Regions from separate parts of the Homo sapiens genome. Here region 1 is linked to region 2. A link is an interaction called in ENCODE POLR2A ChIA-PET data of the cell type or tissue named here. Cell type or tissue: endothelial cell of umbilical vein. All regions are shown on one strand. Region 1 overlaps CBLC (Cbl proto-oncogene C). Region 2 holds the start of APOC2 (apolipoprotein C2).

Region 1 (2,500 bases), 150 kb before region 2:
CCCTGTCTCTAAACCAATAAAAAAAAAGAGTCTGTAATCCCAGCTGTTAGGGAGGCAGAGGCAGGAGGAAAGCTTGAGCCCAGGATTTTGAGACCTTTCTGGGCAATATAGCGGAACCCCGTTCTCTAAAAAAAAAAAGAAAAGATGAAAATAGCACCGCTGTCCCTCGGGGCCCTGCTCTGCTGTATGTTCAAAGATCTTTCGCCACCCGGCAGAGCTTAGGGTTGGTTTTGTCGGCTTTTATCACTGTCAGGTTGCAACCTTCCTGCAGGTCAGGCCTTTGTTGTCTTCTCCGTCATATCTCCAGAGTGCAGAACAGTGCCTAGCACACATACACGTCATAGGTGCTCAATAAATAGATGCCAAATGAATACACTGAAGTGAGTCTTCCCAACAGCCCTATGAAGTCAAAAGTGTTCCTCTCCCGGCTGGGCGCGGTGGCTTATGCCTGTAATCCCAACATTTTGGGAAGGTGAGGCAGGTGGATCACTGAGTTCAGGAGTTCGAGACCAGCCTAACCAACATGGTGAAACCCTGTCTCTACTAAAAATGCAAAAATTAGCTGGGCGTGGTGGCGCACACCTGTAATCCCAGCTACTTGGAAGACTGTGGCAGGAGAATCGCTTGAACCCGGGAGGTGGAGGTTGCAGTGAGCCAAGATCGCGCCACTGCACTCCAGCCTGGATGACAGAGGGTGAGACCCTGTCTCAAAAAACAAACAAACAAATGAATGTTCCTCTCCCCATTTTCCAGAGGAAAAAAGTTCAGAGAGGTGACAGTACCTGCCCAAAACCACACAGCCTGAAAGAGGAGAAGTCAGCGTTGGAGTCTTTAAGGCCCCCAAACCATCTACTTATTTTTTTGTTGTTTCTTTGTTTGTTTGTTTTTCTTTTGAGATGGAGTTTCACTCTTGTTGCCCAGGCTGGAGTGAAATATTATGATCTCAGCTCACTGCAACCTCCGCCTCTGGGGTTCAAGCTAATTCTCCTGCCTCAGCCTCCTGAGTAGCTGGGATTACAGGCAGGTGCCACCACGCCTGGCAAATTTTGTATTTTTTAGTAGAGATGGGGTTTCTCCATGTTGGTCAGGCTGGTCTCGAACTCCCAACCTCAGGTGATCCGCCTGCCTCGGCCTCCCAAAGTGCTGGGATTACAGGGGTGAGCCACCGCGCCCGGCCTACTTATTTTTTAATAAGCCCTGTCCTGGCTTTCTTTTCTCCCTACGCTGCCACCCCAGGATTTTTGGGACCCTGGATTGCTGGGGAGAAGCAGATCTCTTAGTATCTCCGGCTGAGTACACACAGGCTTCGATCAATACTGAGCTGTCTTCAAACAAACAGCTCAGGAAGTCCGGGAACATTATTCGACCACAGCAAACAAGAGAGCCAGCAGGAAGCGGGGCGGTGGGGGGGAGGGTGGCGGTGAAACCAGCCAGGGAAGCTAAAAACAGATCCAACCTGCCGCCAAAAGCAAATGGAAACATTAGGAGGCACTCAGCCGGCTCCCAGAGGACAGTGATGGGGGACACAGCCAGGACAGCAGGCTGACAGGGACCTCGGGCCTGATGGTGACACCTTTGCCTAGGCCATACCCTCCGCCTCCCCCACCCTTTCCTCCTCTCCCCAAACCCTGCCTGATTAAAATTCCAGTCCACTCCCACCTAGTCTTTCATTCTTCAAAACATACCACAGAAGAGACAGCCTTGGGTTTGTTACTTCTCAGCAAGGCACTGTCATAACTTTTGTTGTTGTTGTTGTTGTTTGAGATGGAGTCTCACTTTGTCACCCAGGCTGGAGTGCAGTGGCACGATCTCAGCCCATTGCAACCTCCGCCTGCCAGGTTCAAGCGATTCTCCTGCCTCAGCCTCCCGAGTAGATGGGGTCACAGGTGCTCACCACCATGCCTGGCTAATTTTTGTATTTTTAGTAGAGACAGGGTTTCATCATGTTGGCCAGGCTGGTCTTGAACTCCTTACCTCCGGTCATCTGCCTGCCTCGGCCTTCTTAAGTGCTGGGACTACAGGAGTGGGCCCCGCCTGTCATAACTTTTGCTATGTGCCTGGCATTGCTTTTTTTTTTTTTTTAAGATGGGGTCTCTGTCTAGCGGAGTGTGGTGGCGTGCACCTGTAATCCCAGCTACTCAGGAGGCTGAGGCAGGAGAATCGCTTGAACCCAGGAGGCAGAGGTTGCAGTGAGCCAAGATAGCGCCATTGCACTCCAGCCTGGGCGACAGAGCAAGACTCCATCTCAAAAAAAAAAAATAGGGTCTCTGTCAGCCAGGCTGGAGTGCAGTGGTACAATCACAGCTCACTATAGCCTCAATCTTCTGGGCTCAAGTGATCCTCCCTCCTTAGCCCCCAGAGTAGCTGGGACTACAGGTGCCTGTCTCCACACCCGAATCATTTTTAAATTTTTTGAGCAGTGAGGCTGGGGCTGCTGTGGACACTGGATGTGATGGGACTGTGTCAGTGGTCAGTGTCACCGTGGTTGTGATCTGTGTAT
Region 2 (2,500 bases):
GAGGCGAATTCTCAGAGTGAGGGTTCCCTGTCACTTGAGAGAAGGTTCCCTGTGACGTGACCTTGGGGGACGTCATTGCCCTTTCTGTCCCCACCCACCCCCTCCGCAGTTCTGTTGGCCAGGACTTTGGCCTAGACAAAGGATGGGGGTTGTGGCTGTGGAGCGGAAGTGGGTCTCAACCACTATAAATCCTCTCTGTGCCCGTCCGGAGCTGGTGAGGACAGCCTGCCAGAGTCTGGTAAGAAAGGGACTCAGGGTGCGGGGACAGGGGGGCGTCAGCAGGGAGAGGGCAAAGATCGATAAAGCAGGAATTTTAAGAGGCACAATATTAGAAGCCCGTGTTGGAACCATGACTGTGTGTGTGTGTGTGTGTGTGTGTGTGTGTGTGTGTGTGTGTGAGAGAGAGAGAGAGGGAGATGGAGTCTCGCTATGTAGCCCAGGCTAGACTCAAACTCCTGGGCTCAAGCAATCCTCCTGCCTCAGCCTCCCCAGTAGCTGGGACTACAGGTGCACCACCACACTCCACAAATCACAGAATTTAGAACTGTAGACTATTTGAGCTTCTGCTTAGAGTTAGGGTGGCTGAGGTGGGGAGGATCCCTTGAGCCCAGGAGTTTGAGGATGCAGTGAGCTGTGATCTTGCCACCGTGTTCCAGCCTGGGTGACAGAGAAACCCCATTTCTAAAAAAGAGAAAGAAAAAGGGATAGGTACAATGGCTCATGCCTGTAATCCCAGCACTCTGGGAGGCCGAGGCGGGTGGATCACTTGAGGTCAGGAGTTCGACACCAGCCTTACCAGCATGGTGAAACCGCATCTATACTAAAAATACAAAAATTGGCCGGGTGTGGTAGCATATGCCTGTAATCCCAGCTATTCCAGAGGCTGAGACAGGAGAATTGCTTGAACCCAGGAAGCGGAGGTTGCAGTGAGCCCAGATCGTGCCACTGTACTCTAGCCTGGGTGACAGAGCAAGACTCAGTCTTGGCGGAAAAAAAGAATGAAAAAATTTAAAAAACTAAAAAAGAACTGTAGGCTGGGCGTGGTGGCTTACACTTGTAATCCAAACGCTTTGGGAGGCCAAGGCAAACGGATCACTTGATGTCAGGAGTTGGAGACCAGCCTGGCCAACATGGTGAAACCCCGTCTCTACTAAAAATACAAAAATTAGACAGGCATGGTGGTGCATGCTTGTATTTCCAGTTACTCAGGAGGCTGAGGCAGGAGAATCGCTCGAACCCGGAAGACAGAGGTTGCGGTGAGCCAAAATTGCGCCATCGCACTCCAGCCTGGGCGAGAGAACAAGACCTTGTCTTGGAAAAAAAAAAAGAATTGTAGACCATTTGCTTGTGTTCTTTCTCCGGGGATCAGATCTCACCCTCTTTCTGCCGTACTTCCTCATCTCCTACGTGTGGATGATGATATTGTGCCCTGTGCATGTTCTTCGTCACCAAAAGTGCCTCTCTCATAGAGCAGGTGAGAACTCAGTGAGGAGATGCAGGGACATGAGGTCTGACTTAGGGCAGAGCCCTAAGGTAACACATTTGATCTACTGTAGGTCCTTAATGGTGTCTGCAGAGCACCTCCCTGCACTGACTCAGCCTTAGCAAAGGGCAGAGGCTTTGCTGTGTTCCCTGCTGGGCCCAGAACTGTTTAGGTGCTCAAGAAAGCCTTCTAGGCTGGGCTCAGTGGCTCACACCTGTACTCCCAGCACCCTGGGGAGGCCGAGATGGGAGGATCGCTTGAGCCCAGGAGTTCCAGACCAGCCTGGGCAACAAAACAAGTCTCCCATCTCTACAAAAGAATAAAAATTAGCAGCTGGGCATGGTGGCTCATGCCTGTAATTCCAGCACTTTGGGAGGCCAAGGCAGGCAAATCACTTGAGGTTAGGAGTTCAAGACCAGCCTGGCCAACATGGTGAAACCCCATCTCTACTAAAAATACAAAAATCAGGTGGGGCACAGTGGCTCAAGCCTGTAATCCTAGCACTTTGGGAGGCCAAGGTGGGCGGATCACGAGGTCAGAAGTTCGAGACCAGCCTGGCCAGCATGGTGAAACCCCATCTCTACTAAAAATACAAAATATTAGCCGGGCATGGTGGCAGGTGCTTGTGATTCCAGCTCCTTGGGAGGCTGAGGCAGAAGAATTGCTAGAACCCTGGAGGCAGAGGTTGCAGTGAGCCGAGAACACGCCACTGCACTCCAGCCTGGGTGACAGAGCGAGACTCCATCTCAAAAAATACGAAAACAAAAATCAGCCGGGTGGTGGCGGGTGCCTGTAATCCCAGCTACTGGGGAGGCTGAGGCAGGAGAATTGCTTGAACCTGGGAGGTGGGGGTTGCAGTGAGCCAAGATTGCACCACTGCACTCCAGCCTGGGCAACAGAGTGAGATTCCATCTCAAAAAAGAAAAAAATAATAATTAAAATGTTAAAATCAGGAGTAGAATCACAGAATGTTGGAAAGTGAGGCCCAAGAAGGGGGCTGTGTCCAAGTCCATGCAT

Evidence for each region. Peaks named below come from ENCODE experiments on the same cell type or tissue, not always from the same donor. Only the 100,000 strongest peaks of a DNase experiment are listed, where the experiment ranks them.
Region 1: POLR2A ChIA-PET joins it to region 2 with 7 read pairs; 3 of 35 experiments call an interaction of 5 or more read pairs at or near these places.

Annotation. Positions count from the first base shown.
Region 1 is chr19:44,795,508-44,798,007 of GRCh38, forward strand. The region is part of intron 9 of CBLC (Cbl proto-oncogene C); the gene reads left to right. Among named protein-coding and RNA genes, the nearest start is that of BCAM, 12 kb to the right of the region's middle. In endothelial cell of umbilical vein, no CTCF peak of the experiment used is centred here; no DNase peak of the experiment used is centred here; H3K27ac peaks cover 844 bases.
Region 2 is chr19:44,945,838-44,948,337 of GRCh38, forward strand. APOC2 (apolipoprotein C2) reads left to right here and starts at 214. Exons shown (of 4, transcript NM_000483.5): 1 at 214-238. It overlaps APOC4-APOC2 (APOC4-APOC2 readthrough (NMD candidate)), which reads left to right. Exons shown (of 6, transcript NR_037932.1): 3 at 1-238. In endothelial cell of umbilical vein, no CTCF peak of the experiment used is centred here; no DNase peak of the experiment used is centred here.